Linked DNA regions of Homo sapiens: region 2 is linked to region 1. A link is a loop called in an ENCODE intact Hi-C map of the cell type or tissue named here. Cell type or tissue: sigmoid colon. All regions are shown on one strand. Links, peaks and the distances in the headings refer to the core of each region. The heading gives the core; the rest is flanking DNA.

Region 1 (15,323 bases), core at 3,099-11,098:
TCCACCCTTATTCACAGGCTCACTCTTGTCTCAGAGCCTCTGCCTAGACTGCTCTTCCCAGCCTCCAAACCCACTTTCCAGGGCTGATCTGCATTCACACTTCAATGTTCTTCTCTGATCACCCACCCACCCCACCTCAAGAACAATACTTATCACAGTTTTTATCATTTTTGTGTGTGCAGTTATTTCAAGTTTTTCTCACCCACAGAGATGGAAAGCTTCAGGAAGGGAACAGGTTCTGGCTTGTTCAGCACTAATCTCCCACACAGGGCCTAAAATATAGTAGGTGCCTGATAAATATTTACCAAATGGATGAATGAACTATCCCGTTGGAACACTGATGTTAAGCAGTAAGGGAATGCTTTTAAACCAGGAGGGAGGCTGTGCTTACAGTGGAGACCTGAGCACAGTGCGGAAGTGCAAGTCCCTGTCCCATCTTTACTTACTGTGTGATGTGGGAATCTCCATTTCCTCTCCTGTAGGATGGGATCATAATAATGACAATCACACACTTGGCAAAACCCTGAGGTTGCTACGCCATCAAATGCAACAACGGACGTGAGACTCTTCTACGAACTGCCCAGCCAAGTCTGCAGAGGGCTGACAATGGGCTTGGATTCAGATCCCAGCACTGCTGCTTAGTAGCTGGGTCAGCTTGGAGAAGTTACTCAACCTCTTTGAGTGTCAGTCTCCTCAAAGATGCAGTGCAATCTCTACCTCATAGGGAAGTAGGAGAGAGACAGTGTGTCTCAAGCACTCAACACCAAGTCTAGCACGGAGTAAGCCTGAAGCTCAAGTGGGCGTCCACTGTGACTATTACCTTTATCGCCAAACATATTTTATACAGGAGCTGTGTAGCATTGCTTATTGAGAAACCAAAGAATGATGTTATAGTATATGTTTTTATAATACGCCTAGGACAGGAGGGTGGGGCAGACTTTGGGGAGAGACCTCCTTGAGCATCTCTTCATGCTAGGCACTGGGCTGTACACACATGGGGAGCTGCCAGCCATCTCCGCCTGCCCTAAGGTGGTTCATTCTACAGGCTCATTCACCTCTGGAAAGTAAAACCAGCCACAGTGGAAGGAGCATCTGAGGCAGATCCTGGCCACAGGCAGAACCCTGTGGGAATCAGGCCATAGGACATTTATGCAATATGGTTGAACAGGAACAGGGTAGTGGCCTCTTAGAGCTCAGCTTCAGATCACAGGGAAATGGGGTTTCCCATAGGGCCAGGGTAGGTTCAGGATGGAAGCCAAAACCACTCGGGTAGGCTGGGCTGAGCACTTGATTGGGGGCTCAGGAGAGAGAGGTACCACAATCTGAGCACCTCCTATTAATACTTGGTAGGCTCTGGCCTGGGCACTTTAAAGAGCATCAAAGCAATCCTACCAGGTAGGTGCTACTAGCCCATTTTCCAAAGGAAGAAACTAAGGCTCAGAGAAGTGAGGCCAAAATATGCTGAACCAGAATTCTACTCCTTGAGCAGGCAGCTTTCCACTGCCCCAGCCTGCCTCCCCCGGGGAAGGAACCTAGGTGCTGACGGGACCTGTCCTGGGCTGTCTCCAAGGAGAGAAAGCAAGCAACAGGGCCCAGGACCCTGGACTCTCTCCCCCAAGTCTCCTCCACTTCCAAGTAGAAGTGGAGACCTCTGTATGCCTCTAGAAGAATAAATTATTAAGAATGTTATTAGCTATAATTTAATGAGCGATTATTATGTGCCAGTGAGCTTTCATTAACTCATTTAATGCTCACAACAGCCCGGTGGCTGGGTCCCTGCCCACCTTTATATATGGATGAGAAACCAAAGTCCAGAAAAGCTAGCATTGATTCCTCTGGCACCCCTTCTACTTTTTTGGAAAATAAAAATGCGTTGTTGCAATACTTTGGAGCATCAACCCAGAATCACATAACAAGAACAGAGGAATTAGTCAGTTGCAAAGTCCTCCCTCGTGTCTACCCCAAGTCCCTCAGGCTGCAGTGAGAGCTTGACATTCCCCAGCTTCTCTGGGCCAGCCAGCAGCCACCCCCTACCATGTGGCCTTGGTCCCTCCTCTGCTGGGAATCAGGAGGGGGGTGGTCCTCCTTTGTTCCCCAGGCTCGGGGGAGCATTCCTACCCCAGAGAGGCCAGCTGAGGTCACGGGTCTATGCCCCCTCCCCAGGCCAGCCTGACCAAGCTGGCAGCCCCGTCAATCAGGTGCAGCCTGCTCAGCAGCCAGCCTTTTATTTCCTATATTAAAAGGGCTTGTGATTCCTGATTGAATTAAAGGCGGGAAGGTCAGCTCTGAGACCAGCAGGGAGATTTCAATCACGGGAGACCGGAGGCAGCCAAGGTGGGCAGGGGGGCAAGGCAGGGAGCAGACAAGGCCAGGAGCAAGAGTAGGGACGGGCACCACCGCTTCTCTCCCAGGCCAGACCAGTCAAAGCATGGTACAAGGGTGGCTAGTCCACAGCACCCACCCCCACAACCCTTTTGAAAATGTCAGTTTGAATTAAAGAAATTTCATCCTCTGATACAGCAGACAACCTGAACTGCTGGACTAGGCAGACTTGCTTGCGTATCTGTTAGTTAAAATGCCCTCAGAAAAGTGAATTCCACAGTTTCCCTCATTTCCTACTGTCAGCAGGTTCTTTCTGACTTCTCTCTTAAACTCCATGTTGGATCTTAAGGAGACAAAGATGATGCTACTTGCTTTGAAGTTATAAAGGACAGTCAATCAGCTGCTTTTTCGGCACCTATGGCTCAGGCTCAGGGATCCTGCAAACTGCCAGTGCTTTCCTGCGACCTGGGTAGAGTGGGGAGAGGACTGCAATGAACACAGTCTTCCTGGCTGTGTGCTTGGGGGAAAGCTCCTCATTTGCCCAGGGACTCAGTTTCCCCATCTGTGCAATGGGCAGCATAGTCCGTACAGGATTTGCTGGAGTACTAGCCTTCCCTGGATAGTCAGGGTTGAGATGTGCCTTTTTGCTTGGGCTAGCACTGAGTCTACCTTATATATAACCCTGGAGTCCCCCTGCCAAGAGTCAAGTCAGGAAGTACAAGGGCTTGATTCCTATCTCTGCAGGGCAGATATGGAAGCCCTGGGGTAAATGCCCCATGTCCTCCAAGGATAGGCAGGAAGAACAGGCTTGACCCATGGTGGGGCTAAAGTTAAATATCAGGATGAACTGACTTCCTCAGTGAGAGTGGTTTCTGGAACTAGATCACAGAGAAGCCTTTTCCCGTCTCCCTACCCGCTACCCCCTCCGGTCCTGTGCTATCTCCATGCAGGCAGCCTTAGATATAGGGGTTGCACCACAAGTGGTGGGACTGAGATCAGACATGAGAAAGGACTTCCTAATGGTGGGCGAGATAAGGCAGTAACATACATCATCAAAGGAGGGGCGCCTGTGGGGCACGTTTAAGGAAATAAGGAATCATGGGCACCACCTAAGGCAGTGGAGGTAAGCTCTGGGCCTGGAGCCAGAGAGCTGGTTCCCTTCTCAAACCTTGCTGGTCTTGAGCAGGTCCTTTGCCTCTTCTGCGGAAGGGAGGTGATGATGCTATCTTAGCAAACAAGGCACGCACAGGCTTCTAATGGCAGAGTGACATGGGCGGCTGAGGGTCGGCTGTGTGGGTGGCTTTTTCCTGTATATATGAATTTTATATGCCCTTCCAAAAAGTCAGTAATATCTTTTTAATGCCTTAGCATAGCTGTATCTTTCTCTACCAGCAGATTCACAATTCCTGTTCCATGTTCCAGACACTGTTTTAAGTACTTTACATATATTTAACTCATTTAACCTTCTCAATAACTGTCATGATCCCCATTTAGAGATGGGGAAACTGAGGCACAGAGCAGTCCAGTAATTTGCCTAAACTTAGCAGTAGCAGAGTGATGGTTTGAATCGGGGCAGCCAGGCTCTGGAACAATGCTAGCACTCAAGCTACAACTCTCTGTGATGAAAGAGTCCTTCTGTATCTGTGCTATGCAGTGTGGCAGCCATGAGCATTTGCCATATGACTTATGTGACCAAAAAACTGGATTTTACTTTTACTTCATTTTAATTTAAGTAGCTACATGGGGCTAGTGGCTGCTGTATGGGACAGTGCAGCTCTAGAGACCCTGGGAACACCAGGCAGGCAGGACGAGGTCATCACTGAAGATCATTCAGATTTGTCCCTCTCATCCTCCCATTACCCTCCTCCTGCTACTTCCAGCCTAGACTTCCAGGAAAGTTCTCCCTTTCTCCCACATTCCCCTGTGAGAGCTTCCTTGTCCATCAGCAGGTGTGTGTTCCACCCACAGCTGCCTCCTTGTTCCTGACATGCTTGAAGCTGTCTTGGAAGACCAGGACAGCCCCATGCAGGGGCCTGGCCTGGTCCTTGGTGTCTGAGTGAGCTCCCTGTAGAGCCTGGCCTATTGGTGCTGGCAACCTCTCTTGACACCAGGGAGAGAGCACTTCTCCCACGAAGGGGACCCATCCCTCCTTGGTGGACACTTTGTGACCTGAGTCCACTGGGGAGACATATATGGACAGCACTCCCACACCAGGGCCTCAAGCTGGAAGCTCCCTTCTAGGTCACACCCTGTCCTGAGACCTGAGGTCTCTGCAACTGATGGGGTGTACTGACAGCTTCCTGCTCTGCCCCCCAGGGGCTGAGGCCCAATAGGGCGCTAGATGCTAGAACCGCAAGGAGTCAGTGGTGCTACGGAGGGCTGGAACTCATTCTGAGCCTTGAAGTAGGAAAAGTTGTAGGTGAGCTAAGCCTGTGGTAGGGGGCATATCCTGCAGAAAGAAGAGTAAGGTCAGAGGGGTAGAGGCACAAAGGTTTGGCTGCATTATCATATAGGAACAAGGCAAGAGTTGAAGCCACAGGGAGCTTGGGGAGAAGAAGCAGCTAGTAACGCTAACACCCCTGTTTTAGCACCCCTGCAGGCCAGCACAGTTCTAGACCCATTATGTGTGTTATCTCATATGGTTCTCAGAACTGCCCTAGGAGGTAGACAGACCTTACAAAGAAGGAAAAGGAGACTCAAGAGGGGAGAGGCACTTGCCCAAGTCACACAGCCAGCAGCCTGGCTTCACCGGTACTGCGCATACCTGGCCTGCTTCCAAAAGACACGTGGACTTGCTTCTGCAAACAACAGATTTTCAGGAGGATCATGCCAGGCTTGTACTTTCTTATTCTTTTCTTTTCTTTTGAGACAGGGTCTCACTCTGTCACCCATGTTAGAGTGCAGTGGTGTGATCATAGCTCACTGCAGCCTCAACCTCCTAGGCTCAAGCAGTCCTCCCACCTCAGCCTCCAGAGTAGTTGGGATTACAGGCCTGAGCCACCACACCCGGCCCAGGTTTGTACTTTGAAAAGCTCCCTGGGGCTGCTGAATGAGAATGAATGGGAATGGGAAAGGCAGGAGACAGGAGCTGGGCAGGAAGTGGTGGCAGTAATTGAGAAAAAGAGGGCCTGGCCTGCTATGTGTAGGAAGCTAAGTCAGCAGAGAGAGGGAGAAGGCCCCAAACTGCAAAGTGGATCCACAGGGTGCTGTTGGCTGGGGTGGAGCTGAGGAGGGACCGCCAGAGAAAGTGATGACTTGCGTTTAGATCATGTTACTTTTGAGGGGCCCATGAGAACTTCAGGGATCTGGAGCTCAGGAAGGAAAACCTGAGGTAGAGGAATGGATTTGGGGGCCAGTGTTGATGGTTGAGACCTTGAGTGGGTTCTGGGAGAAGAGAAGCAGCCCCCATCTTACCCTGAGGACTCCCAACCTCCCAGGGACCAGCAGAGGGTTGGGAGCCCTTCAAGAAAACAAAAACAGAGACCCAGGAGGACAGGCATCCTGGAAATGAGGGAGGTCAACATGGGGAGACCTAGGAGGACGGGCATCCTAGTAATGAGGGAAGTCAGCATGGGGAGGCCCTGAGCAGGCCAAGGAAATAAAAACTCAAACTGGACCCTCCAGATTTGGTGCCCAGGAGGTTCTAGCAGGGACAGCAGAGGGCAGGAACCAGGCTGGGCTGTGGGGTGAGGACAGCATGGAAGGCAGGCCATGGGGAAGGGGCGCAGCTCTCCAGGAAAAGGGAGAAGATGAGGCAGTGGTTAGAAGGGAGGTGAGAGAGCACCTCTGGGGTCCCTGGGTACACCCTGCCACATGAGTAGTCCCTGGAGCTTCAGGTCTGCATGCCCTGGCTCCTTTATGCCAAGTGTGGCTTCTCTGACTTCCTCCCTCACACGCTCCGAAAAGCACTCAAAAAAGTGCTGAGCCCACTGCTGGCCCTGGAAAGGTTTGCTGATTCACGGAGGTGGAGAGTCTGGCAGCCTGAAGATGGCAGAGGACTCCACCCTGCCTTGGGGAAAGAAAGCAGCCTGGAAGATGTAGGAGAGGCCACAACATTCTACTCATATACATCCTGTGCAGGGTGCAGGGCCAGAGATGGGCAAGAGCCGGTGCCAAGAACATATCCCTAGCTGGCCATCCTCTGAGGCAGAGGGAGCAGAGAGGTCCCAGAACTACTGTAGTTTTATACTAAGTCTTAAAATTAGGTAGTATAGTTCTCTAGCAGGTGAGGAATGAAGGAGGGTTCCTTGGGGGAGGTGCATTAGTGCTGGGCCCAGCGGATGGGTTCAGTTTTGCCCAGTGGAAATGGAAAGGGAAAGGACATTCCTGACAGCATGCACACAAGCAGGAAATCGAGAGGCCTTGTAGGCATCTGGCAAGGAGCCTGGGCTGGCTGGCTCCTCCAGCATCAGCTGTGGAGAGACATGACGCTGAAGGGAAGCTGGCCTCCAAGTCAGGGAGAGCTCTGAATGTGCAAGTAAAAGAGTTGGAGCTTTATTCTGCAGACAGTGGTGAGCCCTTGCAGGTTTTGCAGCAGGAGAGATCTCTGAGGGTATCTCCTCTGGCTGGAGCAGCTGTGGGAAGACCAATTGGTTCTTGATGGGAGGGAGGGGAGGGAATGTCCATCAGGGTCTCCCATAGGGCAAGAACCCCAACCCCACAGTCAAGGCCAGGCTGGTAAAAATAGCTGGGAATCCCGCTGGATAAAAATAGCTGTGGGCAAGGGAACTCACCTGCACCAACAGGTAGGAAAAGTAGGTCATGGCTATGGGCCACCTGGGAGGTGAGCAGGAGGGAACAGAGCTCCTTCAGAGCCTACCACTTCCTCCTTCACCCGTGAAGACTCAGCCTCCTGGGCAGCTCTGAGCAAGGTCTGACAATGGAAGAAGGTCTGGAATTAGCTCCCTAGGCCTGTGGGCCACATGCTATCTCTCCCTCTGGGGGCATTTCTACCTCCCAGCTAGCTTTGAGCATCTTCTGGCACCCTGCTTTGACTTCAGGAATCCACTTCCCAGCAGAATCTAGTGATTCGTTTCTTGGCGACATCACTTTCTAGACTCACTGAGTTCAGAATCTATTAACCTCTTTATTGTAACTGTTGATTTATTGAGCATTTATGAAGTTCTATGCGTGGTGCTAACTTTTTCACAGTACAAGAATAACCTCTCTGAAATATGAGTCTGTTCTCCAAGAGCCAAGCGTCTCTCTCTCGGAACTTCTGTCCACACTACTGGGTTTTTTAAATTATCATACAGTAAAATTTACTGTTTTTCTTCTGGTATACGGTTCTATGGATCTGAACATGTGCAGATGTGTGTATCCTCCACCATCATCAGGATACGGGAAAACTCCATCATCCCCTAAAAACGCACTCATGCTGTTGTTTTATAGTTATATCCTCACCCCACCCATAGTCCTGGCAAATACTAATATGTTTTCCATCACCATAATTTTGTCTTTTTGAGAGTATCAAGTAAATGAAATTACAGTGTGTGACATCTTGACTGGCTTCTCTCATTTAGTATGAAAGTCTTTGACATTTATCCAAATATTGTTGCACTTATCAATATTGTTCCTTTGTACTAATCAGTGGTATTTCATTGTTAACCATTAACCCATTGAAGGACATTTGAGCAGTTTGCAGATTTTGGCTATTACAAATAAAGTTGCTATGAACATTCAGGTACAGGTTTTCATGTGAAGAGATGTTTTCATTGCTCTAGGGTAACTACATTAGGAGGGGGATTACTGGGTCACATGGTAAGTGTATACTCAAAGATTTAACTTTACAAGAAAGTGACGAACCATTTTACAAAGCATCTGTACCATTTTACATTCCCACCAGCAATGTATGAGAGTACTAGTTTCTCTGTGTTCTTGTCAGCTCTTGGTTTTACATTTTTTAATGTGCTATTCTAACAGGTATGTAGAGGTATCCCATCATGGATTCAATTCACATTTCTCTGAGTGTTAGTAATGTTGAATATCTTTTCATGTGTTCGTTTGTCATTTTTATATCCTCTTTGGTGAAGTGTCTGTACAAGTCCTTTACCCATTTTTTTAATGAGGTGGCTTGTTTTCTTGCTTTTGAGTTTTGAGAGTCCTTCGTATATTCTGGATACAAGTAATTTGTCAGATATGTGGTTTGCAAATATTTTTTTCCCAGTCTGTACGTTGTCTCTTCACTTTCTTGACAGTGTCTTTCTTTGACAGAGCAAAAGTTTTTAATTTTGATGCAGTTTGGTTTATGAATATTTCCTTCATGGATGAATCATGCTCTTGGTATCATTTTAGAGCTCTTCACCCAGCCCCAGGTCATAAAGATTTTCATATATGTTGTCTTCTAACAATTTTATAGTTTACATTTTACATTTTGATCTGTGATTCATTTGGGGTTAATCTTTGTATTTAGGTCAAAGGTTTTTCTTTGTTTATGGATGACTAGTTGTTCCAAATTCATTTGTTGAAAAGATTATTTTTTCTCCATTGAATTGCCTTTGTACATATTATTCATATTTGTGTAGATCAATTTCTGAACCTTCTGTTCTGTTTTACTGATCTGTATATTCATCTTTTTGCAAATTTCACACTCTCTTGATGACTACTGTAGTTTTGAACTAAGTCTTAAAATTAGGTAGCATAAACTGGGCAAGGTAGCGTGCATCTGTAATCCCAGCTACTCAGGAGGCTGAAACAAGAGGATTGCTTGAGCCCAGGAGTTTGAGGCCAGCCTGAGAAACATAAGAGAGACCTCATTTCAAAAGACAAAACAACTGTCCCCCTCAAAAAAAAAAAAAAAGAAGAAGAAGAAAGGAGATTAGGTAGTATGATTCCTCACACTTTATTCTTTTTCTCCCCAAAATTGTTTTAGCTATTCTAGTTCCTCTGTCCTTCCACAATATTTTAGAATCTGCTTGTTAATATCTAACAAAAAAATCCTGCTGGGATTTTGATTGGTATTGTGTTAAATCTATAGTCCACTTTGGGAAATTGACATCTTTATGTTGAATCTTCTGTCCATAAATATGGTATACCTTTCCATTTGTTTAGGTCTTCATTATTTATTGCAACAGCATTTTGTAGTTTTCAGCATACAGATCCTGCACATCACACTCGTCTCCTCCACTAGACTACCAGCCCCATGAGGCAGGGACCATGTCTGTATTACATACCACTGCATTTACTGAGCTTCCAGAGGGCCTGCCTGGCATGCAGTTGGTCCTCACTAAATATCTCTGAGTGAATAACAGCACTTTTGCATTTGTCATCTAATTTAATCTACCCACAATCAGGTTAGAGATTACACTTCTTACTTCATGGAGGAGAAAACTGAGGCTTGGAAAGGAGGTATAGTGAACATATCTAGAATGTTCCTCAAGATTCTCGCCTCCTGGTGTACATGCCCTATAAAATTCCCTCCCTTGAGTGTGGAAAAAGGACCTATGAATACGATGAGATATCATTCCCGTGATTCGTTCACATTATAGAGCAAAGGTGGAGGAGTTTTGTAGATGTAATTAAGGTCCCTAATCAGTTGACTCTGAAGTTATCGCAAAGGAGATTTTCCCAGATCAGTCTGACCTAATCAGGTCAGACCTTTTAAATGAGAGTCTGGAGGACACAAGGTGGAAAAGTCAGAGGGATTCAAAGCAGCAGAGCTGCTCTTCTATTGGCCTTGAAGAAGCTAACTGCCATGTTATGGAGAGGGTCACATGATAGAGAACAGCAATATCCTCTAGTAGTTGAGGCCCTCAGTCCCACAAGGAACTTGGGAGAGAACCTCAAGCCTCAAATGAGATCACAGTCCAGCCAACACCTTGACTTAAGCCTGGCAAGACCCTGAGCAGAGAACAAACTTGTGGTAATTTGTTACACAACAATAGAAAATTAATATGGAAGCCTTTCCTAGGGACCCAGAGTTGGGACTCACACAACTCCTGGGTTGCTGAGCTATGCTCTCAACTACTTATCTGTCTCCCAATGCCTTCTCCTCTTGGGGGCTTGAGCCTTTTTGTTTATGCCTTTTGTTTTGTTTTATCTTTGTTTGGATATCAGGATTACAGAATCCTTGGTCTATGACAGTCTTATTAATGGTACATGCACAGCCCACTTTTATTTATGTTGGTTCGTTAGTTGGTTTTACTAATGCAATAAGCACCCTTAAACCCACCACCCAGAATAGCTAGTCCTTGACAATAACCCACATCTAACCACTGCCCCACATCCTGCCCCCGATTCCCCATCTGCAGAAATTGTCATATGAGTCCTGTGTTCATCATTCCCTTGCTTTATGAAGTTTAATGGCATAAAATTATTTTTTAAATTGTAATGTTTTTTAATTTTATAAAAAGGGTATCATGCAGTACGTAATCTATTGGGACTTTTTCATCTCAATTTTCTGTTGCCAAGCTTCATCCATATTGCTCTGTGTTGGAGTATGTCATTCATTTTGACTGCTATGTAACGTTTCACTATGTGACCACATCCCCACAACTCATCCATCCACTCTGCTCCTCATGGGCATTTGGGCAGTTTCCAGGTTTTTGCTATTGTGAACAGTGCTACTCTGAACGTTCTTGTGTAAGTCTCCTGGTTCAGTAATTTACCTCTCAGAGTCAATTTCTGCCTAAATAAACTAAAGGGGAAGGATTTTGTTTCTTTGCCACAGAAGATCCAAAAGACTAATAAAGCTTCTTGCTAGGTGCCTGCCCTTAACTGCACTCACCCCCAAACTGCTGCTTTCAGCAGATCCATCCAAATGTTGTCTCCCCCAGACACCCAAATCCGGGTCCACAAACCCCAGCCATCCACCAGGGGAGCATCAAGAGCACACAAGACAACTCCTCCTGGACTAAAGTTTCAATATCGAGAACTGGCTCTGAGGAAGTGTGCTGACCACAGGCATGGCTCATTCGCAGTTATGGGCAGGACTTTGGTCCCAAAGATATCTCATGTCACTGTGCACTCGGAATCTGCTATTCTGGAAAGCCCCCCAGCCTAAACCACAGCAGAGCATGCGATGACAGCGAGTGTGGTGACAAGTTAGCAGAGTGGGAAGTGAAACGCGGCCATAGGCTGGTCCTTGCCCTGCCTGGCCTCGAGGGAGACCTGATTGAGTCCCTGATCCCTCTTGGGCCAAAGTCTCCTCACATAGCTGAGGGGGGATGCACACTTAGTGAGATAAGAGGTTGATATCTGGTTAGATCTGGTTAGAAAGTACAAGAGGGTGGAGAAAGTGACATCTGGTTAGAAGGTGTGAGAAGGTGGAAGGGGCTAAGAGGGTGGCCAGGGAGAACCCTGCCCAGGGTTGAATGGGAGGGCCCACATTGAGGGCTGATCTTCCCCACCTAGTCCACTCAGACTCACATGTTAATCTCCTCTGGAAACGCCCTCATAGACACACCCAAGAATAATGCCTCACCAGATTTCTAGGTACTTCTTAGTCCAGTCAAATGGACATGTAAAATAAAGCATCACACCATAGACACTTTCTTCAAACCCTTGGGGGTCAGCTATTAGTTCCAGAGGTACAACTGGAAAGGTCTCACAGGGAGACAGACCCAGGGTGGATTCCAGGGGCTTCCCTTGCTCCAGGCCTCTGCAAATGGATGCCTTGGGAAGGGCATGAGTGAGCCTCACAGCAGCAGGGAGGGCTCAGCCTGTTCATCTCTGAGGTCCTCCCACCTGGGTTTCTGTGGCTCTACGAAGGTTTTAGCCCATATCTGCCCCACACGCGTACCTCCCAGGCAGGCCTTCCCTCCATCCTTATCTTCTCTTTCCTTCCTTCTCATTCACTCAGCACACCTTGAGAGAAGCACAGGGATTGGGGCAGTCAGTGTGGGGAGTGTGTAGAGCAAGTTACACAGAAGAGTAGGAAGAACTCAGAATGGAGATGATGAGGCTGAAGGCCAAGGTTCCTCTTAGGCTCCAGCCAGAAGCTGGGCTTGCCAGAAATTGATGCTTCTGGAGAAGGAGGAGGTGCTGATGACTCAGTGCCAGCCTGAAAGTCATGAAGGACGGGGGAACCAGCGTTTCCTCATACCCCAAAGGTCAGAAGGATGCATGGCTATACCTGTAGTGGGTTCAGGCTATAGTCCCCGGTCAATCTAGCTTCCCACCCTTGTGTGTCCCTGGGTCCTGGCTGTAAGCTAACTGAGCAGAGTTTCCCGCACAGCAGCCCTGCTGTCCCACTAGCATCAGAAGAGGAAAGCAGGACTGTCTAAGAAGCCCTGTCTGTGGCGGTGTCCACAGGGGGCGTCTGCATGGGCTCCTCACTCCTGCATGAGCCCCGAGTAGAACAGTCTCTGAGCTTGTACTGCCTGCAGAAAGAATCGGAGGAGGCCAGTCTCTGCTCCTGAAGTTATGCATCAGGGAATGAGCAAGGCTGGGTGGGTCCTGTGAGTGAGAGGATGTGCTTGCACAAGGGACCAGCGTAAAATATGCTACTTATTTGGAGCACCAGCCTTGAGGTACACCCTGAGGCGTCAAGGTCTGGGGAGGTGCTCACATCTGGTAGAGTCTGCGCAGGCCAGTGAGGCAAATATCAGGTCATCACTATTTTGGGTTTCTGTGCAGGAAGGGAGCCAGCCGCGACCTGTGCTTTCATCATAGAAGGATAGAGAGCTTCCTTCTGTAGCCCAAGTTCCTACTCACCTCCCATCCTGGCACCCCCAAATTGGACTCTTTCAGAACAGAGGCCTCTGTCTTAGCCTAGTTTCCCCTAAAAGTGGAACCTGTGGGAGCTTTGGTCTCAGGGGCAACTAAGCTGATTTGGGAAGTGATCCCAGGAACAGGATCAAAAGATGAGGGTGAGGAAAGAGTGAACAGGGTGTCAACCAATACAAGGATATGTTATCTAGTTGGCCACCCCTGTGATGGGTGTTGACCCCACAGAGATCTATTTAAGAGACTTATGAAATGTGTTTCAAAACAGTCTACCCAGAAGGGCAAAAAGGGATCCTTTGGCTCCTGTATCCCCCATTGCACAAAGGTGACTCCAGGGGAGTCCCTTCTGGTGTGCACTACTTAAGCGCTAAGCAGTTCCACAGGTGTCCACCCGTAGGACATCAGAGAAGTCTCTGGCAGGAAGTAGGAGGTTCTAGGCCAAGGCAAAGTGCCATTTAATTGCACCTTTGCAGAGCCCACGAAGCTTGCATGGAGCTGGCCTCTAAAGCAGAGGTCAGAGTAAGCGATGGGCACAGAGAAATTTGGACCAAAGTGTCCAGTAAAGGTCCTTTCTTTGTGCCTTCACCAAGCCATCAGCAGCATCAGCAGCGTGTTACAGGGCCAGCTTTTCAGAGTATGAAAAATATTTTCATAGAGTCAGAGAAAGCTCGGAGGTGGGACGTCATGGTGGGAGTCAGCAAATTCCAAGTACCTAGCAAGGTTTCAGAGCTCTGCTCTGCTTTGTCCAGCCTCAGGACCAGTCTGCCTTCTCTCCTTAAGTGCTTCCCTAGCCAGGGGGCCGGGAGCCAGAATGAAGCAAAGGCCACTCAGCCTGAAACTGCAGCCAGACCTCTCCCTGAAGAGCCTCCCTGCGCCCAGCCCTGCTGAGCCCTCTCTCCGCACACATTTCTTTCCTGCCCAGCCGGCCTCAGTTCATTTCTCAAGCGGCGCATGTGGGCTCCTCCACTTTCTCCCTGTTCAATGTCTTAGCTCCACTTTTTCCTGGGCTGCACCCCAGCCCCCTCCTGCATGCCCACCCACCCCCAGACATTGGCGCTGGCTTTCCAGGCCCCCTGTTGCTTGGCCCTTTCCAAGCCTGTTTGGGACCCAGCCCAAATCAGCAATTACAAGTACCCACTTTTCCTTCTCACTCACACAAGGTAGCCATTGTCCACTGTACAAGGGAGAACCATCTGTGCTCATGTTGCAGTAAAAAAGGTTGTTTACCCAGGGTCGTCAGCACAGCCTTCATGCTGTGTCCTCCCCACTGCATGGCAAGTGCAGGCCAAACACGTGTGGGCCTCATGGGCCCACAGGTTAGGTGCAGAGGACAGACATGCAAGGCCTGGAACAGACACAAGATGGGCACAGAATGGGGATGCAGGCTTAGAACAGATACACGGGCAGCTACCACTTGAGGCCTTAGCAGGTATGGTCCTTTCTCAGCTGTGAGTTCCCTCTGCTCAGGCCCTTAGATGGATGCTCCCTCCATTCCTCCTTCCTACCTCCTCACTTAATCCTTACTATAAGGCCAGGAGAGTGGTTCACGCCTGTAATCCCATACTCTGGGAGGCCAAGATGGAAAGACTGCTTAAGGCCAGGAGTGTGAGACCAGCCTAGGCAACATAGTGAGACCCTGTCTCTAAAAAAATTAAAATTAGCCAGGCATGGTGGTGCGTACCTACAGTCTCAGCTACTTGCTTAGGCAGGAGGATCACTTGAGCCCAAGTTTGAGGCTGCAGTGAGCTATGATCTATGATCATACCACTATAGAGCAAGACCCTGATTCTAAAAAAAAAAAAGTTCACAACCCTCTGCCCTCCAAGGTGGGTCTTACGATCCCATTTAATAGACAAGGATATAGGGGCTCAGAGATGTTCCTTAACTTACCCAAGGGGAGAGAGGAAGAAGGAAGGATGCAACAAGGTACCTATAGAGAACCCCAGGATAGCAGAGCTGGGAGAGCTAGACCTGAAGAAGTTTCTATTCTTCTTTATGGGAGAGGGGACAGTGAGTTGGTTAGGTTGTGTGGAGAATTCCTCACTGAGCTGGAACTTGGGGATTTGGCTCCAGGCAGGTGGGGCCAGCCAGAAGGGTTGCCCTGAGGGGCAGTTGGTGACCTATGAAACACTCTCCCCTCCGCATTAGGGAAGGGAGATTTTCAGCCAGGACACCCCTGCCCTGGAGACAGGGATATGTGCAAGACACCTCCTGGGGGCATAGCTGCCCATATCTGGCTTCCCCACAGCCATGATCACCCTGGTGGGCTCCTGGGTGGGGAAGGGATTGGCAGGAGGATCACTTGCAAGGGAAGTCAGAGCTGTTTCCAACATTCA
Region 2 (15,323 bases), core at 4,536-12,535, 73 kb after region 1:
GTCCAAGATGGAAAACTCCTCTGGCCTTTCCACACTGGGGAGCAGCCTGCAGGCCTGCCTTCCACAAATGCCCCCTTCCCTGCCTATCAGAATCCTCCAAGGCTCTGTTCAACGCTATCTCTCCAGGAAAACTTCTGAGATGGCACCCGCCTGCACTCGCTGTTGCCCTGGAGCTCTCACAATACACTGCCTGCACCCCTTTACCCTATTTCATGTTCTCGTCTGGGTGGCCGTCAATGGACCTGCTTAGCATAGATTCAGGCCATGGGTCTGACACAAGCACAGTTTTGCACATAGTAGGTACATCAAAGGTAAGAGAGAAAGAGGAGCACAGACAGGATGGGAAAAGGAGGGAGATGGAGGGATGGGCGCTATGGATGGTCACCAGGGATGGGAAGTCTGAGTCCAGGTTCTTCTGATACCGCAAAGTCAGAGGAGGGCCATGGGTAGAAATCCTAGGTGTATCCTAGCCTAAGTGGTTCAAGGAGGGGAGCAGCGTAGGGTGCCCACTGGAGCAGGAAGAAGGGGGTTGCTCTGAGCCAGGTTTCCCCAGGCACCATGGAGCCTATCCTGAGGAGGGGAACAAGAGGTGGGTCTGGGGAGAACTGGGCGGGGCCTGGGAGCTATTAAGTGTTTGCCTCAGGGGAGGCAAAGCGGGGAGCCCTCTGAAAGGGGTGCTGCGGGTTCTTCACTGAAAGGTCAGAGAGTATGCTAAACCCAGGCAAGCCCGCAAGAGGTCGTTTCATCCATCTTCCTGCCTCCATCCCAAACTCTGGTAGCAACATCTGGACTTTCCATCCTAACATGCCCTGGAGCTGGGACATACTGACTCCCTTGGATGGTTTGTTTCCCTCTGCCCTGGAAGCCCCTGCCATCCCCACATCATTTTGACAGTGTCTTAGCTTTGAAATTTTGCTGTGTGACCTCAGGCAAATCAGTTGACCTCTCAGAGCCTCAGTTTCCTCATCCGTTCAATGGGGATAATAGCACCGGGGTGCTATTGCGGGAACAAAGTGAATAATGCATGGGAAGTGCCTGGCAGGTGGTGGGTGTTGGTCAGTACCCCCTCTTGCCCCAGGCTGCTCCCTGGGATGGCACTTAGCCAGGAAACTTGGATATCATGTAGTGTGTCTGCTGTGGGTCCAGCAGTCTGGCAGAGCAAGGAGGAATGGGCTATCTGAGATGGAGAGTGGGTAACCAAAGAAGGCCTCCAAGAGGAGGTGAGTTGCAGACAGGAACTGATGCCTGAACTATGGAGTAAAGAGAGGGCAATCTTCCCACGTGGGAGACCTGATCTCTGCTAAGACTCATGAGAAAGAAAAAGCTGGGGTAGGAACACAGGGCAGAACAGCCGGGCCAGTTCCTGGAATGGGGAAAGGTGTGCGGAGGGGACAGCTGGCAGAAAGGGCCACTGGGAGCCACTTCTGAGGGTCAGCAAGCCTGGCATGCTCCTGGCCCTGCTCAAGACGGTGACGAGTCAGCAGGGGAGGAACTCCCACTGAGCCAGGTGAGCAGCCCTGGCCTCAGGAGTGAGGCTGCCAGCTTGCCTCCAGGAACTGGCAGCAACCCTGGCAGGGACAGGGGCAAGGGCCTGGGGAGTGGAACAATGTGCTTTGTGTGCGCTGGCCATGGTGGGGCTGGCTCTTGAAATTTCCCTAGAATAAGCTGGAGCCCAGGGGCAGAGCTAGGGCTGCCTCTGCTGAGAAAGCCTAACCCTGCAGTCCACCCAGGGCGACAGGAGCCCCCACCCCAGCCCTCACCCCTCCATCTTCAACCAGACCCTTCACAGCCTGCCCCACCTTGGCTCAACCAGTAGCTCCTCCACACTCACCCACGCCCTTCACTCCTGCCTGGGGCACACGCACCCCCCTGCACCCTGTGCTCAGTGCATGCACCCCCCCACCACACACACACAGGCAGGGGTCACCCAGTATCCAGTGGGTTTATGGAGAGAGGGGGTTCCCCTTGTACTAGATAGTATGAAGAAACCATGATGTGGGGGCCAGAGAGCGACAGACACAGAGAAAGACAGGAGGGCCCGATGGGAGAGTTACGACCAGAGAACAGGACAAGAAAGAAGAAAGGGACAAAGAAAGGGGGGGTCGAAAACAGACACAGAAAGACAGAGGCAGTGAGGGGAAGGACCTCAGAAGAAGAGCGGGACACTGTCCTGGGGGTTCCTGGGGCTCTGGTGGTGGGCAGTGGTGTGCTCTGCCCTCAGCCCTACAAGCCCCAGCGCCCTTGGTCACCCACTCTGGGCCTGCCACCAAGATAGTTACTAAACTCTCTCCTCTTCTCACAGTTCCCTCCCCCGGCCCTGTGTCACGTTCAGGTAAAATATTCAGGGCTCACCCACCACTTCAAGAGGGAGGAAGTCCTGAGCTCCCAGGTCCAGGCTTTAAGGGCTGGGGGCCAGGCCCTCGGCTTCTGCACGGTGCTCCACACAGCTGTGTAGACTGCAGGGCCCTCTGACATCTGTCCATCCCTGGTGTAAGCAGACCTTACTTGAGCCCCAGGCCTATTGACCCCCAGGGACAGCATCTCTACCACTCATTCACAGGAGCCCCCAGAATCCAGCCAACATAGCTTCATTTTCTCCCCAAAAGGCATTGCTTGCTTTTTGGAGGAAACACTCCTCCCGGCTTTCCAGGCCTATCATGCCACCCCAGGACCACTGACTGTTTCCGTTGTCCTCGCCTCTTCTCTAGGAGCTCATTTCCTCTGCATACTCGGAGATTTTCATCTCCTGCCTCCTTCAGATGCCCATAAAGAGGGCAGGCATACCCAGTCTGGCTCAGGTACCCAGGGAAGCTACTGACTGGCCAGAGAAGGGTCTGGTCTCCTTCCTCCTTTGTTTCTTGCCTCTCAACCAGTCCCCTCTCCATGACAAAATATTGTCTTCAGTCCCACCAACAGTTTGGAGGTGGACACTTTGCAGGGGAGGCTTAAACCCTAACTACTACATGCTCTTCACCTTCCCTCAGCTGGGTACACAGGGTTTCCCCCTTAGGGAAGCAACTGGATTGCCTCTCTTCCAGAAAATTAAAGCCACCCAGGACTTCAGTGCCAGGCCCTTTATTATGAATTCCTCCAACAGGCCTGGAATGAAAGCCAGGCTGCTGACTAGGGCCGGCCCTCCAAATCCCCTCAGACCCTAACAAGGAAGAGAGCTATCTTGCACAATGCCACTTGCCAGGCCACCTGCAGCCCCACAAGTCCACCTCCTCATTCTCATTCCCGAGCACTGCCAGGGGCCATCAGAGAGAAAGAGGGCTAGGGATGGGAATGGAGACTGAGTCCTACAGGTAGGGAGGGCAAGGGACTGAAAGAAAAGGAGAGCAAGAAGGAGGGAGGGGAAGACCGAACCAGAAAAAGATGTCGGGGGTGGGGGTTGGGGTGGGGTGGGATCTGTGGAGAGAGAGTGGAAGAGAGAAAGAGATGGGGAGAGAGACAGGGAAAAGAGAAATAAGAGTCATGGTAAGAAAGAGACAGGAACAGAGAGCCTCGGCTTCTCCTGGCTTCTCTAGACCTCTCCAGTGGGATTTAAGACCTCAAGCAATCCTGGAGATCAAGATGGAGGCTTGGCCTGCAGTTTGAGGATCAAACTGTCTCCTGGAAACTACCCCCATGCCCTGGACCCAGCCTCTGTGGCCCAGGACAGTAGTGGGGACAGGTTAAGGCTAGGGAGTGCCTTTGCCAGGCACTGGGAAAAGACACTGCAGGCCCCAAATTGTGGTTAATCTCCAAGGACACGCAAGAATGCAGCAGGAGAGACTAGGATTAGACAACAGGGAGAACTCGATGACAGCTAGAGCTCCGGGATTCATTCCCTGCAAGGGCAGGGAGGTTGAGGGGGCAGAGGAGGAAGGAATCTGCAAGGAGGTTGCTGACGTCCTCCTGGAAGGCTAGAAATGAAGCACAGGCAGCCGAGTCTTCTCCCACCTCCCTCCACCCCCAGCGATGAGTCAGGGATTCCGCAGAATGCTGAATTCCTGTCTTCCTTTGGGCAATGATACTTGACACTCTCCTAGGTTTTCTCTCCTGCCACAGAAGTAAAATCTTCAACCATTCTCAAGGACTTCTTTCTCCTCAGCTCCCCAGACAGGCCCCTGCTTTCCTGTGAGTCACTGTATCTTCAAAGCCCCTTCCTGCCTCAGCCTACCCCAATAGCTCTCAGGCTCCTGGCTTTGCACGTGTTGTTCTGTCTGCCTGGAACACTCTTCCCAGAACTAGCTTCTTCTCATCCACCAGAAACCAGTTTAGATGGCACCTGCTGAAACAGATCAGCTCACAAAGGCCCGGCACAACCTGGCCCACAGAAGCATTCCTGAGTGCTGTAAATGAATGAACTGTGAATCAATGAATGCAGAAGATTCTGAGGGGCAGAAACCACATGCCCTACCCTCAGGGAGCCCACGATCTGATGGTGGAGACTCAGCCTCTGCCTTGGAACCCCTCAGTGAGCAGAGCTGTGGAACTCAAAGAAAGGAAAGCCTTGCCTGGGGCCTGCAACCAGGTTCCCTCTGAACTTCAAGGCAAGGAAGTCTTCTTCTATGGTCAGGGCCCAGCCCACACCTGCTACAAAGGCAGGGCCCAATGAACATTTCTGGGAGGGAGCAGAGGGGAGGGGAGGGGAGGGGAGGGGAGGGGAGGGGAGGGAAGGAAGACATCTCATGGACCTTTGGCTTTTCTTTGAGGGCTGCACTCTGGTCAAGAGGCTCCCTGGTGACCAGGGCCAACTGGCCCTTTCCATCAGAGCCAGGCACTGGAGAGCACAGTGTGGGTGCTTGCTCCATATTTGAGAGCAGAATAGAGCTGGAGGACTCTGGGCATCGAGAAGCCAGGCCCCAGCGACAAGGCTACCTCAGTTTCCAGACCCACAATGAGAGCAACCAGAGGAGGGAGGGGAGAGGAGGCAGGCTGCCACAGGGCCAGGAAGAGGCAGCTAAGGCAGTGTGGGACCCACCTGGGGTGAATGGATGGCTGAGCCTCCAGGGTGGCCTCAAGGGTTGCAGGGGAGACCAGACAGGGCTAAGGGTTGCAGTCCTGGTGGGATCTGAGCCTGGGGAAAAGGGAGAAGCTGGGGAGGAATCCTTCCACCAGCCCTTCAAGGCGAGCAAAGCCCCCTGCACTCCCCCAGCCCCAGCGAGAGCAGCTGGTTAGTGGATCAGGATCATTGCCTCAGGAAGGCAGGGGAGTTTCTGTGAATGAGTCTTTTCCATGCTCAAACCAAAACCTAAGTCCCTAGCCCAGCAGGCAAAGCTGCCACTTCCTCTCCAGAACAGCAAAGACCTAAGGCACTGGGAAGAGACCTGCCACTTGGGGCACCTCCCTTCAGGCCTCCCTGGGGGTGGCTGCTGTGGCACAAGTGGAGGAGAGACAAGTCAGGATGGGAGACTTTCTCCTGAGCTGGCCTCTGTGTTCTGCTGTGATATCCCTGCCCCAGGAGACAAAGTGCCACAGAGGGTAAATAGTAGGGGTGGAATTTAAACCCTGAGAAAGAGAGCAAAAAGTCACAGACTTCCTGGGTCTATGCAGGGATAAGAGCTAAGTGCCAGGGAATGAGTAAGTGCTGAAGCATGAAGCCAGGGGTTAGTGGGTCAGTGACCCACCCCATCCACCTATTCCTTAGCTGGCCATCATTAGGGAAATGATGTATTTATTTAACCAACACGTACATAGTGCAAGGTAAAACACAAATACCTAACAAATATTAATTCAGTGATTACCCAGAACAAACCTAGGAAGAGAGCACTATTGTCATCCCCAGTTGCAGATAGGGAAACTGAGGCCCAAGGAGGTTACCTGACTTGCCCCACATCACACAGCTGGAAAGTGGCTGAACCGGGATTCAAACCCAGACATGATGCTGCCCCAGTTGGGTCTTGCTGCTGCCATGATTTCAAGGCCTGGAAGGGGTCAGAGAAAGTCAAAAGTCAGGAGGCCAGCATCAGAGTAGGGCAAGGACCTCCCCCAGCAACAGCCAGAGCCTGAGAGAGAGCAGCTGATGTAATTGCACCCCTTGTTGCGGGGGTGGGGAGTTGGCCCAGGCCCAGGGAGTGGCCAATGGCAGGGCCCCTGCCTCCCTCAGCTTGCCAGGGAGAAAAGGAACCCCTCCAGGGTATTTCTATTATCTGGAGGAGAAAGTGAGGTGGGAAGAAAAGTTGGCTGGAAAGCAGACTGAACTTGCAACTTGGTTTAATAACCAAATCCCAGTTCTCCCTGTGAGCCAGGGCTCCCTCCCACTGTCCCCTCCAGAAAAATCCAGGCCAGGCCTGGGTCTGGGAACAAAGAAGCCTGTCCCCACAACCCCCCCTCCCCCAGCTCCCAGCTCCCTACTAGAGCCCCAGAAGTAGGGTCCATTTCTCCTGGAACCTGCCATGGCCCCTCCAGGCCTCCAGTCCCACTCTTCCCGAGCTCAAAGAGAAGAGGAGGATCCCAGAGATGGGTGACTGCATTTTCCACCCTGAATATGAGGCTGTGTGGGTTGGAAAAATAAACGGCACTGGTTGGGGAAGGGGGAGTGAACTGTTTGAATGAGGGCTGTCCTGAGAAATGCCGGTCATGTGGTCCTTGGTCCAAATGAAAGGTCAGAGCACCCACTGCGCAGTCAGAATGGCTGGGGAGCGGGAGGAAAGGGGAGGAGCAGAGTGGGCAGTCCTCATACACACTCACACACAAACATTCACATACATCTTCACACACACCCACGCTCACATACACACACACATATTCATATACACATTCACACACATCCATATGCGCCGTCACACACACACACATATTCATATACATCTTCACACACACCCACGCTCACATACACACACACACATTCATATACACATTCACACACATCCATATACAGCTTCACACACACCCACACACAAACATTCATATACATCTTCACACACACCCACGCTCACATACACACATATTCATAGACACATTCACACACATCCATATACACCTTCACACACACACACAAACATATACATCTTCACACACACCCACGCTCACACACACACACATACATTCATATACACACATTCATATACATCTTCACACACCCACGTTCACATACACATATTCATATACACATTCACACAATCCATATACACCCTCACACACACACACATTCATGTACATCCTCTCACACACACACACATATCCATATACACATTTACACACACCCACACTTATACACATTTACACACATCCATATACACCCTCACACACACCCATACACACATACACACTCACATTTATATACATCTTCACACACACATTCATATACACACTCACACACATTCATATACACATTGCCACACACCCACTCATAGACACACACACTCATATACATCTTCACACACCCACACTCATATACACCTACCTACATTCATATACACACACTCACATACACATTCACACACACATTCATATACATTTTACACACCCACACACTCACACACATTCATATACACATTCTCACACACCCACACAAAACACAAAAACATTCATATACATATTCATAGACACATTCACATACATCTCACACACCCCACACACACACACATTCAAATACAGTCTCATGCACACACATTTATATACATATTGTCATACACACACTCATACACACTCATATACGCTCATACATTTATATACACATTCTCACACCTCGACACACTCACATGCACTTATCTATACACTCATACATGGAGACACTCAGATACTTAGATACACACACACATACATGCAGACACACACTCCAACACTCCTACACACATTCACCCCCCTCACACACCCACACATGTATATACACTCACATCCTGAAGCACACTCAGACACATACTAACTCTCAGAAACACACTTATCCCTCAGAGGGGGTAGGACCAGCCTAGGAAAGAGTCCTTCTGGGAGAATGGCATGGCTGGTGACTGCCAAGGGGTAGGCAGAAGCCTAGGACTGGGCAGGGAGCCCAAGAGTAGGGGGTGGTGCTGTGGGCCACTGTGCAGAGGCCAGGACTGTGAATGAAGTGGGCACTGCTCCTGCCCCCTCCCAGGCCTGCCTCTGGCCAGGCCAGCCTCCATCCCGGCATTGTCTCAGGCATCTTGGGCAGGGTTCCCAGAGCTGGCTGAACCAGGGGCCTGGCCAAACAGCCCTCCCCTGCCCTCCCATTCCTCTCTTCTTGCAGGGAGGGGGTGGGAAACCTTCCCCATAACCCTGGCATTTCACCCCCAGCCCACACAGGTGGCTTTTGGAGAAGCTCAAGTGCCAGAATTTGACCCGAAAACTCCAGGTTCCACAACGCCCCCTGCTTCCTTCCCAGGCCAGGAAGCCTTGGAAGTCCAGCCCCCACCAACCTGTCCCCTCAACTATGACATTCATTTCTTTTTTTTTTTTTTTTTTTGAGATGGAGTCTCGCTCTGTCACCCAGGCTGGACTGCAATTGTGTGATCTGGGCTCACTGCAACCTCCGCCTCCCAGGTTCAAGCAATTCTCCCACCTCAGCCTCTTGAGTAGCTGGGATTACAGGTACCTGCCATCATGCCCGGCTAATTTTTGTATTTTTGTAGAGACGTGGTTTCACCATGTTGGCCAGGCTGGTCTTGAACGCCTGACCTCAGGTGATCCACCTGCCTCGGCCTCCCAAAGTGCTGGGATTACAGGTATGAGCCACCACGCCCAGCCCATGACATTCATTTCTACCACATCCCAGGTATCCCATCTGCTCTCCTCCACAGGCTGAGTTTAGTGCAGGGCAAACTGTCTCCCTCCCCACATCCCCCACCCAAAGCAATGGGAACTACTGGCATTTTAGTCTTAAAGGCCAAATGAATCACCTGTGTGCATGTGGTGGGGGCAGGAGGGGCAGGCATTAGTAGATTGATTTGAACCAGTTCCCTCTTTGAGAACTGGCTCTCTCCTGCCCTCTCCAAAATGTTCTCCACCAACCCCTCAACATGCAGTCCTGGCAGGGTGAGTCCCACTTCTCCCTGTTGGTGCCAGAGAGCTGAGCCACCCTCACAGCCAGCCAAAGGAAGGGACCCTATGGGCAAGAAGACCAGCCATCATCCGGAACCGGGTGTCCTCCCTTAAGGGGACTTGGGCAACACCCTTTACAGGACTTTGTAGGGTAACAGCAAGAGGATCACCATGCTGTCCTCACAGGGCTTGCATCTGGGAGGGGCTCTTCCCTGTCTTGGAACTGAGCCTGGACAACTCAGGTGCCCTCCAACCTGTTCTCTACCTGAGCCAAAGAGGTTTTTTCCAAAACACAAATCGGATCCCATCCAGCCCTTGCTTAAAACCTTTCAAACGTTTCCCAGTGCCCTCCGGATAATTCCTTAATGCAGCACAACATGCAAGATCTGCCATTGCACCTCGCCTCCTCTTCCCCTCCCCATGTCATGATCCTCACCCATTGAAAGGAATGCCACCCCTCTCCCAGTTCTGGGATGCTCACCCCCACTCCCAGCTCACTCATCATCCTGCAGATCTCAGCTCCACCTCTCCTGGAAAGTCTTCCTAGATCCACCCCCGGGTCTCAAGCTGAAGCCTCCTCTCTGCTCTAGGGGACACTGTATCTCTTCTGTCCTGGCACTGATCACAGTGTGTTGAAACAGTCTGTTTGCTCCTCAGCCTTCCCATCTCAACCAGGAGCTCAGGAGGGAAGGGATACATCTGTCTTACTCATCATTAAGCTCCTAGCCCCAAGCACAGCACCTGGCACAGAGGAGGTGCTGGATAAACTTGAATAAATGAATCGATCAATCAGTCAACAGCCCATCACTACCCAGGGCCATTTTGCACACCTTCCAGGGCTGGCCTGAGGCAAGCATGCCCACACCCCTCTGCTCATGCCCCTCAACCCACTGCTTCATATGGCACGGTAAGTCTGGCTCCCCACCCTCTGGAAAGAATCCTCTGTATAGACCCCTTCCCCTAACCAAGCCCCACCACCTTCAGGGAAGGCTGAGCTCTAATCCAGGACACCACTCCAGGAAGTCCCTGACTGCCTCCACAACCTCACCTGCTCCAAACTCCTACAAAGCCTTTCACTGGGGCCACCCTTTGGCTTATATCACAATGTACTTTTTTGGGTTCACTGTCCGTTCCCCTAAGGCTCTTGGCCTCCCATGAAGGCTGGGGCCCTGGCAGACAGAACCAGCAGGTGCTACCTGGGCTGCACTCTGAGGCAGGCCCTGTGCTGGGTCCTCTAGAAAGATAGGCCAGCCTGGCCCTGCTGAGAACTCGGGATGGAGCAGGCTCGGGAAGCCAGGGGTTCTACTGTTTCCTTTCTCACCCTAGGCCCTGCTGGGGACCAGGACCTGGAAATGAACATCAGAGGAGGAAGGCCTCAGTGTGGAAGGGTATCAGCCAGCAGGCAGAATCCAAGGAGAGGGAAGAGCTAAGATTGGGCCATCAGAAGCCAGACTCCCAGTCCTGGGGCAGGAACCCAGGGGGGTCAGGGAACAGTCCCAGCAGAAGAGAAGGTGAATGGGAAGCTTCCCTCCATCTGCCTTGGCTGCTGCTCAGCTGGGAGAGGCTTCTACAGAGGTGAAGGACTCACTAAAAGCGTAGGGCTATGTGTATGTCTTCCCCAAACCCCTGCAGCAGTTCACCAGCCTCTTGGCAGTGGTGCAGCCAACCCCCTGCCCAAATCACCAATGCTCTCGGTACCAATCAGCAGAGGTTAGATGCGTGCTGGCCTAGTGCGTGCTGGCCCCTGGCAATGGGCCAGAAGTACAGAAGATTTGGTGCTGGCGTGACTGGAAGGCTCTCTGCACAGACATCCTTACGACCCCCTCCACACACAAACACATTTTCAAGCTTAAGGATGGGGCTTGAGAAGGTGGTCCATTTCCCCTGGGCAGCCATGAGATGGGGACCTATGTCCCTCACTCACACTGGGCCATCCATGCTGATGCTGGCCAGGAGACCCACGTTAGCTTCTGACTTTGCCATCAACCTGCTAGGTAACCTCAGATAAGCCCCATCCTCCTCTCTGTAAAGTGGGTGCAATAATCCCTGCTCAACTCACCCCACAGTGTTGCCATAATGATCAGATGAGGTTGTGCCCATGAAAATGCTCAGCGAACTTTAGAATCTACAAAATGAAATGTTTCTGATTATCATTCTTGTTGTTATTATCATCTAAGGAAACTAACTCTGCTGCCTTATTGAAATCAGCAGTTTCATCTCCCTTCGAGATCCCCTTGCTCAGCAACCATCACGGCTCCCCTTTGCCTACAGGACAAAGGCCACATTCTGTGGTCTAGATGTTCATCTGGCCTAAGCCTACTTTCCAGTTTTATCTCCCTTGCCTTTTAGTCTCACTGGTCCTTTTGGAGTTCCCCCAGCACATTTTTTGTCTTTCTGCCTCCATGCCTTTGTCCATGCTGTTCCCCCTCCTGGAACGCCCTCCCCCATTGCCACCTATGGAATTTAACTCCATCTTTCAAGACCAAACTGTGGCACCAGCTCTTCCATGAAGCCTCTCTCTCAGCTCAGCCAGAAGTGCTCTCTCCTTCTCTGTAAGGGACGTGGTTTTCATCAAATGCCATGACACTTTCTGGCACAGAGTTAGTGCTCACAAAATGAAAGTTGCAATGACCACGCCCTGCACTCTAAACACTGACTCATTTCATCCTTACTACAACCCCATGGTTGTGTACTATTAGCATCCCCATTTTCCAGATAGAAAAAATCAAGGTGTAGAAAGGCTAAATACCTTGCCCAAAAGAGCATCAGACCAGGGCTTGAACCTGATCAGCTGACTTTGGAACTCGTATGTGCCTCTAATCATGAGGAACTGCACCATGTCTATTTATTCAGTTTTGCTGTCCCCTGCCCAGCCCAGGGCCTGGCTTGGAGCAGGTGCTCAGTAAATATTTGCTGGCTTCAGCACTCATTCCTCAAGCCTCCTGTGCACAGTCATCTCACTGTCCTGGGAGTCTCTTAAAGGCAAGGCCCAGTGGCTGGCTCAGAGGGGTCCCAGGAAACGTGGCCAAATGGCTCCACTCACCTGCATATCCATACATGTCCTCATGCATCAGAGTGCCAGACTAAGGCTGGAAGAGATAGGGCTGCAACCCTTGGGCCAGCAGCACGAGGCTGTCTGGTAGCACACTTGGTGACCAAGTTGGCTGCTGGACAGGGTCAGAGATTAACCCACCCTCTGTGGTCATGACAGGGTGTCAGGAGAGCCCTGAGCAGGGTGGGGAGGGAAGCAGGAATAACTCTCAAAGTCTGAGTGCAAGGAGCTCTAGGAAGCACCTAACCCAATTATTCACTCCCATTTAACAGATAAGGAAGGTGAGGCACTGGAGTTGGAATGACTTGCTGGAAGATGAAGAGCACAGAAAAGGCTTGCAAAGGTGCCAGCATTTCTGGGCCTTTCCTCCTCACCCTGTAGGTGGGCACGGGCCCCCTCCTCCCCCTTGGAGAGCTTGATAGTCACCCCCATGTAGCCCAGGAACCAAGAGGCCTGAGCTCTTTGGTGATCTCAGCCCCAGAGAAAAGGGTGCCCTCAGACAGCTTTGCTAGGCTGCTGTGCCCAGCCAGCAGCAGCCCCTTCAAAGAGAACAGGGAGAGAGGTTGGGAGAAGGCCAGCCACTAATTGTGGAAAATAAATCAGAGACATCTAAACCACACAGTTGAAGAAGGGCCAGTTGCACACAGACATGTTTCCTTTTGTGTTCTTGCTCACCAAGTTTAATTGTTAATTGAAAGCTGGGAGTTATATAAGTTATGGGGATACCAAAGAAGGAGTTGGAACAAGCTGTTGAAAATTACCCACTTGCTGAGTGGTTTGTGAGGCAAGGAGGGGTCTCAAAAAAGCGGGCAGCTGACCCCAAGAGGGCAACCAGAACAAAACCATCCGCTAAGAACTCTCTCCATCTGCAGCCGCATGATTCCTGGAGCTTAAGAGCAACGAATGTGTGTTCAAGCTGCTGATTTCCCACAAGTGCACATGGAAATTCAAAAGTAATGCCATGATATTGATTATCAGTTTAATAATCAGACAAAATCTCCCACATATCTGACCCTGCGCCACTTGTAAGCAGGGCTGTGTCTCCCTCTCTGAGGGGGATCCCTGGGGACAGGGCTGTGTCTCCCCTTAGACTGGGGCTCCCTGAGGACGGGGCTGTGTCTCCCTCAGACTAGGACTCCCTGAGGCAGGGGCGTGGTTTCTCTATGAAATCAACCTCACCTCACCAACCTGGGTTGAGGAACCAGAGACCTGCAGCCACCTGTCACCATTGGAAAATGTCAGGACACACCCTCATGTCAGAGTGGGAAGGGTTAAGACAGAGCTTGGAAACTGCAGTTCTCAGGAACACCTTTCTCATCAGCCAGCCCTTCCTGTCCTGACTGCTGCCAGGACTTAGATTGGCCTCTGATGGGTTCCAGCTCACAGCTAGGCCTCCTGCATTCTGACCCTCAGGCAGTGGTGTCCTGTAATGACCCACCACGGGTATTCCCAGCCGCCTGAGCCAGGGAGGGCTGGCATTAGGATGGAGTGGGATGCAGGGAGGGAATGGGCAGCACTGCCATGGGGAGGAAGCAGAGTACAAGGGAGGGGACGCTGGGGCCTGAGGCCCTGGGACCTGGGGTAGGAGGAGACGGTGAGGCCTGGGGTAGGAGGGGATGCTGGGACTTGGGGTAGGAGGAGACAGTGGGGCCTGGGGTAGGAGGGGACACTGGGGCCTGGGGTGGGAGGGGACGGTGGGGGCTGGGGTGCCAGAGACTCCCTCTGGCCACCTGGCCCTGTAGCCTGGAAGCCCAGGGTGGGGTGACATGGGCTGCCCTTCCCACATGGGCTAGTTTCTTTTGCTGCCACCAGACCCAGGGAGAGGCCTCCTTATAGCCTCCAGCCTGGGCAGCAGTCCGTGGCTCTCCCGAACCCCTCCTCAGCCATGAGTCATTCCCAGCAGTCTGCATGAGCCAAGGCAGCAAACCCCATCCCACAGCCTGCAGAGAGCCTGGGACAAACTGCATGACTGGCCAGATGCAGGTGCCCAGCACAGGAGCATCCAGCCTGGTCTGGATGGGAAGACTGAATCTTGGATCTTCAGAAATCCCGGCTTTGGTTTCCCAAACACTGTCTCTTCCCCACCCCCACCTCCCAGCTCCCTCCTTGCCCGGCTCACTGAGATTGTGGTGCATTTCTCATTTTTACCTTGTCTCTCACCCAGACCTCCTCTAAGCATCCTTGGGCCCTTCGGGACTCAGCTCAAATATCTTCCACCCTGGAAAGTCCCCTGTTCACCTTTTCGCACCCTTGGCTGCATAGGCCCACACCTCTTCCTTGTTAGACAGGGAGCTGCAAAGAGCAGCCGGGACTCTATTTCATCCTTTTCTGTCCCCTAACAGTCAGAGCAGCGCCTGGCCCATAGGATGCGCTCGTGATAGCGTTTCCAAAGACGGATCCAGCCAGGAGTTAGATAAAACCACTCAGACCCTAATAACCAATATTTGCTGGTCCCAGCTGCTGACAAAGTCCCAACTATTCCTGGACAGGTCAAGGAGGCTCTCTGCCTAGTACAATGACCTGCTACAATGACCTGGTATCACACTCCCCAAGGACCACACGCAAATGGCACCACTGATGTGCCTGAGCCTTCAGGGTGCCTCAAAGCTGTATAGTGGTGTGTGGTAAAAAGCAGAGAAGGCTTCTTACTCCCCTTCTGTTCCTCTCTGAGAACATCCAAAACAGAGCTGCTGTGCCCGGCATCTTTTAGAAGGTTAGAAGACAGTGTGTGGTCAGTGTGGGGACTGATTTCAACATCATTCCACCCCCTGCTGTGTGCCTTACTGGCCTGCAGAGACAGGAAGAGCCAAAAAACTACATTTCCCAGTCTCCTCCCCTGCTGTTGGGATTGGGATATAATTCAGGTTTAGCCAATCAGATGCACGTGCATGAAATTTGGAAGGCTGTGCTTCTGCAGCGCCAGCTGCTTTCTGGGAATAAGAAGGGGTGTGTGTTGTTGTTGTTGTTGTTGTTGTTGTTGTTGTTGTTTTGCTGCAGTACGGGCAGAGGGGGTCAAGAGGAGAGACACAGTGTGTCTGGCTCCTAGCATGGACCCCAGCAGGTGCAGTGTGGAGCTGGCAGCAGTGGCAGCCTCCTGATCACACTGCAGTGTGGTTCTGGGGCTGGTGACCTCATGATTGCCAAAGAGGCAGCAGCTCCCTTGGTGGCCCAGTTCTGCAGTGTGACTTTGAGAGCTGTTCCTGAAAGCTCCACCTTAAGCCTATGTCTTCGACCCTGCCAATAGTTGTGTAGCCATTTCATACTCTGTGATAAGTCCCTTTCACTTAAA

Evidence for each region. A loop is a pair of places that touch in the nucleus more often than their neighbours do. Peaks named below come from ENCODE experiments on the same cell type or tissue, not always from the same donor. Only the 100,000 strongest peaks of a DNase experiment are listed, where the experiment ranks them.
Region 2: a loop joins it to region 1, with 2.7 times the contacts of the local background. A loop is called at or near these places in 5 of 110 quality-filtered maps.

Annotation. Positions count from the first base shown.
Region 1 is chr6:43,966,368-43,981,690 of GRCh38, forward strand. No RefSeq gene overlaps it. Among named protein-coding and RNA genes, the nearest start is that of LINC03040, 27 kb to the right of the region's middle. RefSeq lists an enhancer at 11,170-11,429. In sigmoid colon, for the core only: no CTCF peak of the experiment used is centred there; DNase peaks (open chromatin) are centred at 5,081, 6,335 and 6,724; H3K27ac peaks cover 856 bases.
Region 2 is chr6:44,037,777-44,053,099 of GRCh38, forward strand. All of the region lies in intron 1 of SCIRT (stem cell inhibitory RNA transcript), which reads right to left. Among named protein-coding and RNA genes, the nearest start is that of SCIRT, 29 kb to the right of the region's middle. RefSeq lists enhancers at 1,804-2,561, 4,263-5,011, 5,856-6,150, 11,362-11,511, 13,845-14,439. In sigmoid colon, for the core only: no CTCF peak of the experiment used is centred there; DNase peaks (open chromatin) are centred at 8,015, 11,585 and 12,535; H3K27ac peaks cover 938 bases.